Regions from separate parts of the Homo sapiens genome. Here region 1 is linked to region 2. Evidence: read pairs that join two places in POLR2A ChIA-PET (ENCODE). Cell type or tissue: B cell. All regions are shown on one strand. Links, peaks and the distances in the headings refer to the core of each region. The heading gives the core; the rest is flanking DNA.

The links. ChIA-PET counts read pairs that join two places held together with the same protein. Peaks named below come from ENCODE experiments on the same cell type or tissue, not always from the same donor. Only the 100,000 strongest peaks of a DNase experiment are listed, where the experiment ranks them.
Region 1: POLR2A ChIA-PET joins it to region 2 with 6 read pairs; 1 of 35 experiments calls an interaction of 5 or more read pairs at or near these places.

What each region holds. Positions count from the first base shown.
Region 1 is chr6:893,531-901,209 of GRCh38, forward strand. No RefSeq gene overlaps it. Among named protein-coding and RNA genes, the nearest start is that of LINC01622, 200 kb to the right of the region's middle. In B cell, for the core only: no CTCF peak of the experiment used is centred there; a DNase peak (open chromatin) is centred at 4,321; H3K27ac peaks cover 915 bases.
Region 2 is chr6:397,001-404,621 of GRCh38, forward strand. IRF4 (interferon regulatory factor 4) reads left to right here. Exons shown (of 9, transcript NM_002460.4): 5 at 108-252; 6 at 1,828-1,935; 7 at 4,424-4,777. Among named protein-coding and RNA genes, the nearest start is that of IRF4, 9.1 kb to the left of the region's middle. RefSeq lists an enhancer at 2,960-3,079. In B cell, for the core only: no CTCF peak of the experiment used is centred there; a DNase peak (open chromatin) is centred at 3,031; H3K4me3 peaks cover 570 bases; H3K27ac peaks cover 4,832 bases.

The DNA.
Region 1 (7,679 bases), core at 1,337-6,336, 500 kb after region 2:
ATGAGAAGAAAGAAATTTCATAGGAAAAAAACAAGCTATGAAAGTCCTGAGATATTTTCGTAGAGACCAACGGGCCTGGGGCAGCTGTCTAAAGCCATCTGCTGCTCCCTGCACGCGGCCCTGGAGCACATCTCTGTGTCCCAGCGCATCTGCCCAGCACCATGGAGCTGTTGAAGCCTGCTGGTACCTGTGCCATCCTGAAGAAGGACGGGCAGAGCCCTTTCTTCCTCTGTCCCCACAGTGAGTCTCTGGAGGCTAGTGGGGTCTGGTGCGGGGCCTGTGCCCCCAGCACACTCCAAACAAGCGAGTGCTTGATGCCAGGGCTGCCAGTTTGCCTGCCCAGCCCTGGCCTCCTCCTGGGGCCATATCTACCTCTTAGCCGCAGGCGTGGGCTGGGCTGCCTCTCTAACCAGTGAGTGTCCATTCATCCAGTATTTACTGCCCCCACGTTAGGCCGGGCCCCGACTCAGGTAGGAAGCAGCCTCTGGGGAGGAAAAGGACACGCTCCTACTCTGAAACATTATACTGTTTAGCTGGACATCTAATACATGCGTATAGGGACATTTATATCACCCTGGGAGTTAAATAGCAATCCAGGACAACCATGCAAAAGATGCCCTAGACATTGTACGACTCGCTGGCAGGCAAGTGGCCGAGATGCAAATGATACCGCTGGAATGAGGAAGGTGCAAGCAACTTGTGTGAGGCTGCTACACGGCTCCTTCCCATGTGGTTGTGTTACTTAATTCTCCCACGTGTGGTGGGCCAGTGGAAGTGCCTCCACACCAAACTCATTTCTTGATGCTAACTTGATACTGTTTCAGAAAGCTACTTTGGGCTAGGTGACATCAGTCTATAATCACCATCCCCACAGTCTCCATCAGTATCATCATCAGCGTAATCATCACCACTACCACCACCTCCACTAAAAATTCACCTGCGGTGTGCCCCCTACAGGCCTGTGCATGCTGCAAACAGATTCAGCTGTTGCATCCAACAAGGCCAAGGCCCCGGTGCCTTTCCAATTCTTGTCTTCCTGTGCTAGCGTGGGTTCCAGGGACATCGTTTGAAGAACAGACTTTAATGTATCAAGCATTGTTCCTTGGGCTCCAGTTCTTCTTCTTTTTTTTTTTTTTTTCCCAAGACAGAGGCTTCCTCTGTCACCCAGGCTGGAGTGCAGTGGCACAATCTCAGCTCACTGCAGCCTCCGCCTCCCAGGTTCAAGCAATTCTCCTGCCTCAGCCTACCAAGTAGCTGGGATTACAGGTGTGCACCACCATGCTTGGCTAATTTTTTTTTGCATTTTTAGTAGAGATGGGGTTTCACCGTGTTGGCCAGGCTGGTCTCGAACTCCTGACCTCGTGATCCGCCTGCCTCGGCCCCTCAAAGTGCTGGGATTACAGGCGTGAGCCACCACACCCCTGGGCTCAAATTCTGACTCTTTCCCCAATCCATGTCACGGGGTCCCTGCATTTTAGCAGTGATAAAACACAAAGATGATACAAAATTGCAAGGTATAGGAGGAAAAAGTTCTAGTGTTCTGTGGCACCATAGGATGACTGCAGTTAACAATAATATACAGTTTCAATAGCTAGAAGGAGGATATGGAATGTTCCCAACTCAAAGAAGTGATAAGTGTTTGATCTGATGGATATGCTGGTTACCCTAATCTGACCACCATATCTTATATGTATGGAAACATTACTATGTACCCCATGAATATGTAGAGTTACTATTTGTCAGTTTAAAAAATAAAACATATAAAGATCATATTTTCTCTTTCCCCTTATAAGGATATGGCAGATATGAATTACTAACAAAACAGCATTTGTGAAGGGTTGGCATTTCTTCTGCTTAGGAGGGGAAAGCTTTTGATAAACAAACTGCAACCTTGTCCTTGTGGGTCCTGAGACCTTACGGGCTTTTTTTTTTTTTTTTTTACAAGAGACACAGCATGAAAGCATTTTAACTAAATGCTTTAATCAAGATACCTTATACTCTAATGAAAATCACTCAAAAGCACTCAATGTCCCCCAACCAAAAACGTGTTACATTTCCAATAAACATGCCTGCCTCAACGGAAGTGGGGGTGAAGTTGGCACCGAGTGGGTGGTCTACACAGCCTGGTGCCCTCACAGTGTGTTCTGAGGACTCGAGTTGGCTCTTTATCTTAGCTAGTTTCATGCAGGAAGTTCTGGGGATAAAGTTAACTGCTGTCTTGCTGCACAGGACTCAGGGTCATCTTCCGCTGAGTGCATTTCAGAGCCCGCAGCTTGGTGCGAAGGTGGCTTGCAGGTAGCTGGGTGCCCGTGGGCCTGAAGCTGATGACACTTTCTGGAGGGACATGAGGATGTTGACTGTTCTCATTTCCCCTTGGTATAGGCACTTTAGGGCTTTTACATTTGTCTAGCAGCAAATATTTCCGGAAGGCCATGTTTTTGAATTTTCTGCAAAGATGTTTAGGGGTGTTAATGATGAATCGTCTGAAGAAAGTGCTTGGAAGCCCGGAATGACTGAAATCTGGTATTATTTTACCCTAATGTAGGTCCTGGCAAGGGACGTGCTGATGTGGTCTGGCCTCAGTCTACCTTACTTCCTCTCTAAACAGATGATTTGCAGCATCCCTCATCTCCCTCCCTCTGCATCCTGAGTTCCAGCTGTCCCAGGGTTCACGGCTCAGGAATGTACACCCCTTCTCCTGCCTCTGGGGTCACCCTCTGCCCCCCCACCTTTTGCTGTGTGCAAGAACTGCCCTCCCCGCAACCCCCCGCCCTGCTCCTCTATCCCTGGGCTTGGTCGCAGCTTCCACGATGGCTTACCTGTCTCCAGCTGCCTTACCTGCACTTCCATCACCTGGACAGCCAATTCCCTCCTCCACTGCATGTGAGCTTCAGGCAGCTGAGGGCTTTCATCTGCACTCCTAGCTGCACCATCTCCTGCACTTAGGAATCCCGTACACCCTAGGGCTGTACAGACTGCCTCTTGCTTGGCAGTGCTCAGGGGACCTTACCTAGGCTGTTAGATGGCACCATGCCATACCTCTGGGGCCAGGTGTGGTTTCTGGAAAGGCACTGAGAATACTGACCACTAGGCCCTGTAAGGAGGTGTTGTGGGTATAGATACGGGGAGGCTAAAAGCAGCTGTGAGTGTGGGTTTGTTCTGTGCCTCCATCATTAGACTTCCTCCCACTCACTCCCCGCAAACTGGATGAATGAGGAATCCTGCTCTCTTTTTTTTCTCCTCGCCCCAGAGGAAGAAAACTGCAAGGAGGAAAACATGGGAGATTAGGCTGAGCAACACACGTAAGGGTGAGGGCTTCACATTCTCTACATTCTCTTTCCATGCCTGAGATAGACAAGGGCGCAAAGGCCTGGGCCACAGGCTGCTGTTCAGAGCAGGGCAGGTGGCAGTGCAGGTAGTTAGTGAACTTCTGGATAAAGAAGTGGACTTCCCCAGGAGGAGAATCTGTACGGTAGTTTTTTCTATTGAAGATACAATTTCTCCTTTCTTTCTCTCTCACTTCAGTCTCCCAAATTGCTGGGACCACAGGCATGTGCCACTGCACCCCGCCTCTCTCGCTCTTCATTTTAATCTCTCTGTAATTGTATTTCTTCTTTATCTGATGTACAAGCTTATTGTAGGGGTATTTCCTCCCCACCCCCCTCACCCTGCAAAACGTTATCTTTAAATCAGTGGTGCATCTTAAACCTGATACCGTTTAGAATCAAGGAGATTCTTGTGCCATTTTCCAAGCAGACAGGTCCTGCCTTGGGAAGATGGCAGCCATCTCCCTTGGCCTCTCTAACTAGGCTTCTCTCATCAAGGTGAATCCTGCATAGTGGGAGTAAATGCATGTGTCATGGCTGCAAACGTAGCCTTGCCGTGTTTATAGCCAAAAAAGTTATGCATCTCTAGGAGGTGCAGTGGAGCCTCCGGAGCCCAATCCTCTAGGTCTGCCTCAAGACAAGGTGTTTTAAGGGGTCAGTCTTAGCTGAGGTTCATACAATTATTTGGATCTTGAGAATAACCGTATGAACTTGTATGCACACAGACACGTACGTTCAGCATTTGTGCCTTCCAGTTCAAGGACTTCACCTACATTAGCCGTCCTTCTTTTCCAGGGACCCTGAAAGGATGGTGTTATTCACACTGAAGTTATGAAACTGCAGCTACGGAAATGGGGAACTGGTCTCAAGCAGTGACAGCGACTGAGCGTCAGTGCAGGAAGCCCGATGGCTGGAGTGACCCAGCATTAAGAGGGGGATGAAGAGTGGAAAGAGAACCCGTCTAGGCATTTATGGAGCTGGGACAATGGGCTTCTTTCCAGGCTCTGTCATTAAATGTTGGGCTGACCTTAGGCATGACATCCAACATATCTGAATTCCAGCGTACCTTGGGGGTTGCTAATGACTGCACCACTGTTATGCACCAGGTACTTTCCCAGGTGCTTTTCTGGAGAAAAACAGATGAGATGCCTGTCCTCATTGGTTTAGCTGAGAGACAGAGAGAGAGAGAGAGAGAGACAGAGAGAGAGAGAGAGAGAGACAGAGAGACAGAGAGAAAGAGAGAGGCGAGAGGGAGGGAGGGAGAACATAATAATATGTGCAGTAAATATGTAAATGGTACAGTAATATTAGGTGAGAGGTCAGCAGACATTTCCTGCCACAGAAGCTGCCGTAAGGATGTGTGCCAGCCCCAGGCTGGGCTTTGCCAATCTCCTTATTTGAGGAAGGAAGTGTGATGGGAGCATTGCTTCCAAACTCCCCGTGGTGATGAGCTAGTGTTGGACTTTTACTTCAAGTCCTTTGCAGACCAATCATTTTGTAAAATACGGTAACATGAATCACTAGAACATAAAATGAAAGCTTCCAAAATACAAGCCACATGGTTTTGTCATGAGATTCCACAGACGTGAAACTGTTGTGTCCACTTGCTCCGCAGCAGTAGCTCCTTCCTCCTTCCTCCCTGCTCCCTGTTCTTCTCTCCCACCTCCATCCTTTGCTTTCTCCCTCCCTTTCCCCTTTCCCTTCAATGGGTCAGAGCTTTGGCTCTGCACCTGGCCAGGAAGAGGATGTGTGCCTGTGGGCCTAGTTTTTAGCCAGCTTAGGCCAGAGACTGTTACACAGGTGAAATCCAGACAATAAACAAGTCCTTTGAGATGACGAGAGTTGATGTTTCACATTGCTGGAGGAGGAAGTTACATATATGGAAAGAGGAATGAGTAAAAATAAGTCCTACAGTGTTGGGTGGGATTGCAGGTATTGTTGTCAGCTCATGGTGTTTAAAATAGATAGGTAGAAATAAAATGTACTTGCATATGTATACATATGCATTTACAATGTATGTGCATATCCATGTATTTCCTGGTTCTATCTATGCTGCTAGGGCATGGAAGCAATGACACCCTGGCAACAGTGAGCACACCTGGTACCCATAGCTTGGGTTCTAAATGCCACACACCACTGAAAGGAACCAAGGCTCCTTGGAGAGATGGCTGACTCCAGGGTTGGCCAGAGAAAATCCTAGATGAGCTTGGAGAATTTATTTTGTGCCAGAAAATATGGAAGTGCTCAAAAAGTGATGTGGGCTTTGTTAAACCAGTCCAGGAACCAGATCAAAGTCACTCCCACTGACCAAATGGAACACTTAAGCATCAAAATAATAGTGCGCTACAGTTTGTAACCCTTTGAGCAAAATAGGAATTCAGGAGTTCACATTGATATGAATGAATAAATGAGAGAGAAGGGAAAAGCCTACCTTCTTGTTGAAGTCTCAAAGCTTTTCTCCACAAAATACTCATTAATTCCTTACCAACTAATGAGTATCAGAAACTCATTACCTGACTTCACAGTGGAGAAACCTACCAGATCTCCTCTAAACCAAGTGATAAATTAATTTCACCTACCAATAGGACAAACTAACCTCGGGTGCCTGGTACAGTTTCGATATTTCTCCCTGCCCAAATCTCATGTTGAAATGGAGTCCCCGTGTTGGAGGTGGGGCCCGGTGGGAGGTGTTTGGATCATGGGGCAGATCCCTCCATGAATGGCTTGGGTCATCTCCTTGGTGATAAGTGAGTTCTTGCTCTGAGTTCAAGAGATGTGGTCATTTAAAGGTGATGGCATCTCCCCTCAAACTCTCTCTTGCTCCTCCTCCTGTCATGTGAGATGCCTGCTCCCCTTTTCCCTCTGCCATGATTAGAAGATTCCTGAGGTCCCCAGAAGTGGAGCGATCACCATGCTTCCTGTACAGCCTGTAGAACCATGAGCCAATGAGCCAGTTAAACCTCTTATTTATAAATTACCCAGTCTCAGGTGTTTTTGTTTGTTTGTTTGTTTTTGTTTGTTTGTTTGTTTGTTTTTGACAGTCTCACTCTTGTTGCCCAGGCTGGAGTGCATTGGCAGGGTTTCGGCTCACAGAAACCTCCGGCTCCCCGCCCGTTCAAGCAATTCTCCTGCCTCAGCCTCCCGAGTAGCTGGGATTACAGAAGCCAACCACCATGCCCGCCTAATTTTGTATTTTTAACAGAGACAGGGTTTCACCATGTTGGCCAGGCTACTCTCGAACTCCTGACCTCAGGTGACCCACCTGCCTTGGCCTCCCTGAGTCCTGGGATAACAGGCGTGAGCCACCGCACTTGGCCTTAGGTGTTTCTTTCCTTTTCTTTCTTTTTTTTTTTTGAGATGGAATTTCACTCTTGTCACCCAGGCTGGAGTGCAATGGCACAATCTCAGCTCACTGCAACCTCTGCCTCCTGTGTTCCCATGATTCTCCTGCCTCAGCCTCCAGAGTAGCTGGGATTACAGGTGCCCACCGCCACACCCAGCTAATTTTTTGTATTTTTAGTAGTGACAGGGTTTCACCATGTTGGCCAGGCTGGTCTCAAACTCCAGACCTCAGGTGATCCTCCTGCCTTGGCCTCCCAAAGTGCTGGGATTACAGGCGTGAGCCACCGCACCTGGCCTCAGGTGTTTCTTTATAGCAACACAAGAACAGCCTGACACAGTGCCCCCAGATGTGGTACACTGAGAAGAGCACAGGGTCATTTCTAAGGGATTCTTGCCCAAAATGCACAAGTGACAAACCTGAGACAAGTCCAAACCAAGGAGCATTTTTATCCAACGAAAGACCTGTATTTAAAAAGTGAAGATCGTGAAAGACAAAGGCTTTGAAACTGTTTCGGATGGAAGGGAATTGGAGTTGTGAAACCACAGGCAACGTGTGACCCTGAATTGCACTCTGGACCTTTGAAAAACACTATTAGTGCCGTCGGGGAAACTTGAATGGGGGTTGATGTGACAGTGCTGTATAGAGCCGTGTGAATGTCTTGATTTTGACGCTGTGCTTAGTTTATGTAGAACAATGTCCTTGTGCGTAGGGAATGCACAGTGTAGTATTAATAAGAACAGATGACACAGCGTCACATGAGCAGCTCACTGGCTGGTTCAGGAACACCCAGGTGTACACGACAACCACCCAGCCCCGTCCTCACACATCGAATGTGACGGTATTGAGATAAATGCTAACAATTAGGGACCCCCCCGGTGAAGAGTACACAGCAGGAAGGAAGCTCTTTGTACCCCTTTTGCAACTTTTCAGTAAATTTGCAGTTATTTCAAAATATAAAAAGTTAAACATTTGCTAGAAAAGTTTCTAAATGTTTACTCTCGGTTTCTGCT
Region 2 (7,621 bases), core at 1-5,000:
TACCCCCGTCTCGATGCCAGTGCTTCCTATCTCAGCCTCTCCTGCACTCCTTTACCCCCGTCTCAATGCCAGTGCTTCTTATCTCAGCCTCTCCTGCACTCCTTTAGCAGGTTCACAACTACATGATGCCACCCCTCGACCGAAGCTGGAGGGACTACGTCCCGGATCAGCCACACCCGGAAATCCCGTACCAATGTCCCATGACGTTTGGACCCCGCGGCCACCACTGGCAAGGCCCAGCTTGTGAAAATGGTAAGGAGGATACCAGTGCAGGAAATAGAAGAGCTAATTGCTAATGTGGCCATGGGCCATGGCGAATCCTGGTCTGTCCTGGGCAGCACCAAAGCTCTTTCCCCTTCTTAGAGGCTGCGTGTGCAGCTCGGGGAGAGGGGGGTTTTCTCACTCCTGTGGGATGGTGGCATCCCACAGCCAAGTTTACTCTCAGGATCCATGCTAGGCACTGCCCTTCGTGGGATCTTATTTAAACACCACAGAGATCACTCCAGGCAGTGGAAAACAGCCCCCCACTTTTTATATAGAGAGGAGATTGTGGAAGCTCATAAATAATAAGTAGGGATGCTGGGAGATTATTGAGCTGGTATATTTCTCTCGAATAGTGGTGTGTTCATTGTTGCTATTGTTGGAATTAGAGGTGATACTAAAAAAGGAACGGAAAAATACCATGGCAAACACATAAAACGTCTCTACAGGTGCCTACCTACCACTGGGTCCCAGAAAGACTTGCTGATTGTGGATTAGATGTGGTCCCCTGCCCTCGGGAGTTCCCCAGACATCAAAATGAGCTCCCTCAGCAGAAGCTCTCATTAGCTGGGTGCAGGGAGAATCTAGCAATGCGGTAACTCAGGCCTTCAGGACTTTTGAGTTAGTTACTTAAATGGAAGTCCTGAGACAGGTCAACACACTGAACCCTTTGGATGTTTTAGGAATATTTGTTCCTTTGCAATTTGGCCTTTTTTTCCCCAGTCATGTTCAGGTTATCCTTGGCTGCAGGTAGTGAAGAGGTGTACCACTCTTTAATGTTTGTACTGAGTGGCATGTTCACAAAAAAGCTCAGAATTCAGTTGCATTGGCTTTTCAAGAGGGATTTGCAGCAAGGGCTGGTTTCCAATATGGTAGTGGAGGAATTGGCTAACATAAAACTAGCTCCTGAAATTCAGACTTGCGTTTACTGCTCTGGCTCTATGGAATTAGTAACCATGGGAAAGAGGCAATGCTTAGAACTGTGTAAAGTGATGGAGTAGGTAGAGACCTGTCTTGAAGCATCGGTAACAGTAAATGAAGCAGCAGCAAGATCAGGTGTTCTGTGCCACATTCTTTTTCCATTCATGTTTCATACAACATTGTCTTCAGGAACATGGTTCAGTGTTCTCCCAACCCACAAGAGACAAGCAAAATAAAAATGGACTAAATAATTTGCTAGTTTTTAATTGGGCTCTTTGGCACAGACTCAAGTAGACCTGAACTCTCAGCTCTGTTGTGAACCCGCTTTGTGAACAAGGACAAAGCATGTCATCTGTCTCTGAGCCTCAGTCTCCCTGTTAGTCAGTTACAGAGAGAGCGCTCCAAGTTTCCTTCCAAAGCTGTGCACTGGCTCGTTTCTCCATCAGCTTTGGTTTTCCAGTTGGTCTCCAGCTCATCTTTGCCTCACAAGAGCGTGCCCTGCTAGTTGCTGGTGCTGGGAGTGGGTGGGAAGGTGATTGGGCGCCAGCCCCTTCCTTCCCAGGCTTCACACACACACCCCAGGAAGCCCCGCGGTGCGTCGGACTCTCTGTCTAGACATCATCTGATTTTTATTTGCAAATGCAGGTTGCCAGGTGACAGGAACCTTTTATGCTTGTGCCCCACCTGAGTCCCAGGCTCCCGGAGTCCCCACAGAGCCAAGCATAAGGTCTGCCGAAGCCTTGGCGTTCTCAGGTGAGTGCAGGGTTTGCTCCTGGAGGCACCGCAGGAGGCCAGCCTCTGCTGCCAGCTCTGTCATCTTTGGGCAGATTCGATGGGACTTTAGACACTTGCTTTGCTCCCTCTGGGGTCTGGAGTAGATGTAGACACATCCTGTGTGTGAGGTGACCAGGGTGATTTAGGAGCACCATTAGAAAACCTGACATCACTGCTTGTGGTTCTGCTGACCGTTTCAGCCACTGGCTTGAATGGAGTCATTTTGGCTTCTTCACTGGCACCTCTCTGAATTTCTAGGAATGTGCCTTTACCTTTACCGAGGGCCCCTCTTCAGCCAACATTCTCACGATGTGGAATAATTGCTTGGAAGTGTAGAAGGGCTTCTCATTTTGAGAAGCTGATCATCCTTCCAGGTTGAGCCACAAATAAGTCCTCCTCCTCTACTCCCTGGGGACATTAGTTCTGGTCCCTCATCTCTAAAACATTGATGTGCCTAAGAGTAATACACATTTTGGTCTTCCTCTGAACTTTAATATAGCTTGCAAACAAATATGGATTCAATCTGATTTTTAAAGTTTTATTTCTAAAAAAAAAAAAAAAATCCCTGCACCATGGAGATCTTACCTACTATAAAGAAGGCACCTCTAGGCTTGGCAAGCACACGTGCTATATGTATATTTATTTTTCAGATAATATTTTGGATTGTTTTTAAATGGGATTTGTTTTTATATTAAAACCAAATAGCTTAAGGTTTGGAATTCTCATCTTGCCCTCTGGCATCTTTAAAAATCAGTGATGAAAAATACTAACTAAATTCTGAAGGTTTCAGGGAGGCGAGAGTTGTGGCACTTTTGCTGCTCAGAGGGGAGCTGGAGTTTGACCTACCAGCTCTTTCTAGTTGTGAATGAGGCTTGCACCTTTTTTTCTGAGGTGCTCGTGAGTAACTGAGGATGCCCTTTGGGAGGAGGTGCTTCTGAGCAGGAAGGCTTGTGTTTGTTTTTAGAAACTTTCAAACCCTTGTCTTGAACACCTAAGACTTGTGTGGGTGCCTGAAGAGTAGGAAATAAACAGCTATTTATATCTCGGCAACCTCGTGATTTCTGATGACATTAAATGAAATGAAACCTGCCCCGAGAATCACCTCGAATGGCCAACACCCACTCTCTTTGGGGCGCACTGTCTGACTCGCTTTCAGACAGTGTGTTGAAGCAGAGAATTGAGACAGTGATGTGGGTTAAGTCTCAAAACCTGCTGTTGAGGAATAAGATAGTTTTGTGGGTTTCTTTTTTTGGTATGCATGATACAGATTAATTATCAGCCATGAGCACATTTATTAGATAACTGTGATTCCCATTGATTTTGGGGTTCCATACAGTTACCAGTGGCAGCTGCCTCCTGTCTGTGCCACTCCCCTGCGGTCTGGCTGAGGAGCTTGTGCAAACCCAGCTTGGTTCTTTCAACTCATGGGCGATATTTTAAAGAGGCTTCTGAAATCAGCAAAACGTTTGTAAATGGATTCATCTTGTTTAAAGTTTCAGAGAGCGCAGTTTTAGAGTTCTTTTCAAACTTAAACACAAAGCCCAGTGGGAATTTCAGCAGACTTTACATGAACTTTTAGAGTATTTTTCTCATTAATTTCTTTCTTTTCACAAGAATTAATTTTGTGATAAAAACACCACATATCCAGTGTGGAAAACTAATTTAAAAATCAGAAAAACAAAAATGGAAAATAAAAATATCACATTCTACCACCCAGAAATCACCATTAAGGCCTCAGTGCTTACCCTTTAATGTGTGTATGTGAGTGTGTTTATATATAAATTATATAGACATAAATAATTAAGCACCTAATTCTATATATAATTTATATATGTACACACACACACACACACACACACATTTGCTTTTTACCTAAATGATGTCATGTTATTATTTTGGGGACGTTTCAGGTATGTGGACCGACTTGCTTCTTTCTGAAACACCGTTATATTTTTTGCTAGTATAAATTAAACTTAGGGTTCATTTCCTCCAAAGTAAAAATTGATTTGCTTAAAGATGAATTTTCATTCAGTGACACATGACTTAAATGACATCACCACTATCATCATCATAATTCACAAATAAGACTTAGCAAGTTCTTAATAGTGATGCTCTATAATAGGAATTCAACTTACATTTCCAGAAAATTAATGAAAGATACACTTGTTCCTTAAAAAAAGAGTCGGTGGCCACATACGTTTGTAATATGCTGGTTTAGACAGATTAAATGGGTTTCTTTCCACGGGACTTCTCCAAGTGTTGACCGAGCTCATGCTGTCTGTGGATCTCTGGGGGAGACAAGGGCACGCTGTGTTTCCCAGGCCTCCTTGACGCGGGAACCTTTTGTTCCCCCACGGGACATGTGGGACACTAGAGTTCCACCACAGGTGCTTGGCTCTGTGGAGTCGTTGGCCTCGAGGTGGTGTCCTTGGCCCCCAGCACTGACTCCGGAGCTCTGTGTTTGCAGACTGCCGGCTGCACATCTGCCTGTACTACCGGGAAATCCTCGTGAAGGAGCTGACCACGTCCAGCCCCGAGGGCTGCCGGATCTCCCATGGACATACGTATGACGCCAGCAACCTGGACCAGGTCCTGTTCCCCTACCCAGAGGACAATGGCCAGAGGAAAAACATTGAGAAGCTGCTGAGCCACCTGGAGAGGGGCGTGGTCCTCTGGATGGCCCCCGACGGGCTCTATGCGAAAAGACTGTGCCAGAGCAGGATCTACTGGGACGGGCCCCTGGCGCTGTGCAACGACCGGCCCAACAAACTGGAGAGAGACCAGACCTGCAAGCTCTTTGACACACAGCAGTTCTTGTCAGGTAAGGCACCTCGTTATCTGTTAGAATGGAGGTGGTGATGGCCTGCCTGCCACAGGGGTCAGAAACCACAGGGTCCCTCCCACCCCAGGCTGAGGTCTTCCTCCTGTTGACTTCGGCGCCCACTGGGCTTGGGGCTTGACTCCAGTAGAGATCTTCTGTCTGGCTCTGTTGTGGGCAGAGAGTCCGGATCAGATGGTCCAGGTGGACCATGGCTCAGGCTGTTCTCTTGCAATTCTGGTTTTCAGCAGTCGCCTCTTAAAACAGTTCCATTTCATTGCACTATGATCTCGACAAATACGTCTGCTGATGTGGCGGCTCTTTTCAGGTTCCCAGAAAAATCATAAAGGTTGGAAGCATATTGTTAACATTCTTGGTTGTCAGGTGTGTCACCCTCATGCAGATGCTGGCCCACGAGTGAGACGGAGGGTGGAGTGGACTGTACTGGTTTTGCACAGGAGAAGTTATAGGAGAGTGCTATAAGTTGGCTCTGTGATATGAACATTTCTAAGCATATTTTTCAGAACCAGTGAGTTTTGTTTTTCTACCTTGGATTTCATGACAATTCAGCGAACCTCTGGCTGGCTTCTGTGAAGCCCCTCGCCCTGTCATGCTGGGCTTCCTCACTGGCTTTGTGGGGCTGTCCAGGTGGAGGGAGCCTCCCGCGTGGGAGGGAGCTGCTCTACCCGCCACTCGCCACCCCACCGCCAACTCTTCCTCTGCCTTTTCCCAGTCCTGTCCCTTCCTGAGCCCCTTCAGAAACTCCTGTGTCTTTGATTTCTCATGTGCCTCCCCTTTTCTTGAATGTGCTTCTTCATTCAACTTATTTAAAATAAAAATATGACACGTCTGTGTGCTCTGGCACTGTTGACATGTGCTCGTACTTCTGGGTGTAAGTGACCCAAGTTTTTGTAAGCTCATCCAGATTTTCTTTTGGTGCCCAAAGCAAATATGTCCCCAGATAACTAAGCTTCAGGCCAGGTGTGGTGGCCCATGCCTGTAATCCCAGCACTTTAGGAGGCTGAGGTGGGCAGATCACTTGAGGCCAGGAGTTCAAGACCAGCCTGGCCAACATGGCAAAACCCCGTCTCTACTAAAGATACAAAAATTAGCTGGGCGTGATGGTGGGCGCCTGTAATCCCAGCTACTCAGGAGGATGAGGCACAAGAATCGCTTGAACCTGTGGGAGGCGGAGGTTGCAGTGAGCTGAGATCGCACCACGGTGCTGCAGTTTGCAGGACAGAGCGAGACTCCATTGCCCCCCGCACCACAAAAAAATAACTAAGCTCACACAGAGGCTGACCATAGGAAGAGGGAGAACTGTGCTGGTTCCCCGAGGCGGCGGCAAGTGAGGAAGTCACCTGGGGCTGGACACCTCTCATTCTAAGGGCAGAACCATCCCCAAGCCCTGGCCAGGGCGGTCCCATCCTTCTTGGGGTTGGGCATGGTGTTCATGGGGGACCAAGGAAATTGAAGGGCAACTGGGGGGACCCCCCCTCCCCTGTCAGCATCTCCTGTGTCTGCCTTGGGATCTGGAAGAGCTCACATGGGCCAGGAAGGCTAAGGCCCACTGGGCCTGGATTTCTGAAGACTCTGGACCTTGGTGCCAGTGGATTCAGAAGATACCACAAGGTGAGGGCTTTCTAATGAAAGTGTCACAAGGAACTGGCACTGGCTTTTCTGAGTGCCTCTTGCTGGGCGTTTTTAGGGAGGTAGAGCCCCCGTGGTGACTAAGCTGGAAGGTGCACATTGAGTCACAGGTGCACTGCGTGAGAGACAGCACAGGCAGGGGGTGGACGCCTGTGAGTGTCCTGGGGCTGTAGACTTGCGCGACTAGAACTTACTATTAATCTGTGAGCAAGAGCTGGTCTTGGCTTTCATTCCTTCCTCTGTAACCAAGGGCTGTGCTCTTTGCCCACTGCAGCCTCTCACCTCAAAGTGTTCACTGAGGTTCAAGGAGGATGCTGTGAACGTAAAAACTGCAGCTGTGCCAACCAGCTTCTGCATAATTAAGGATTCCCACCAAACACTCTCATGTTATCTAGGGTTGGAGCCATGCTTTCTCAGAGAATTGTGCCAACTCGCCATTCTGATTAGCCTGTGTAGGTGTAGTCTCAGATCACGGCAGTGTGAATGTATTTTACAGATTCTGACTAAGTCATTTGGGTTTGATTTGAATTCTGGAAAAAAAAAAAAGCAGGAAGTCAAATAGTCCTGTAAGTTAGCTAGAAACTTCTGTTCAGTTGAAGAGAACAGTGGAGATCTTTGATATCTTCCTATTCAGGTCTGCACAGCACTAGGGACAGCCCCCAGGGCCCGGCCCGAGGGTGTGTATCTGATAAGGACGCGTCTGTTCTGCAGAAGCTGTAGCGGCTCCTGTGTCAACTCGTTTCTTTTGCGGGCGTGACATTTTATTGTAGCTACAGGCAGAAGATTTGTCTTGTGTACAGGGGAGGGAGCATGGGCTAAAGTCAGGGGATGGGCACTTGTCTTTCCAACAATGTTCCAGTCCGTTTTGTATCTTTTGGGTAGGTGTGGTGGCTTCAGGATGTACATGTGTATATCCACAAGCGGGAGGCCAGGGGGGCTGCCCCACTCCTGTTCTCAAGTCAAGTTACTGTTCCATCCCTGGAGACAGGCAAGAAGTCTACTCAGAGTTACACAGTTCAGGCATAGTGACAGTGGGACTCAGCTGCCGATGGCTGGTGCTCAGTCACCACGTTGACGTTACATATTTTCTGTGGTGCCTGAGTTACGTGGATGTCCGCAGTAGCACAGATACTGGATTATGTGGGCTCTGTAGTGAGGGGATGAGGTTTTAAAATGATCCTGGGATGTCGAAACATT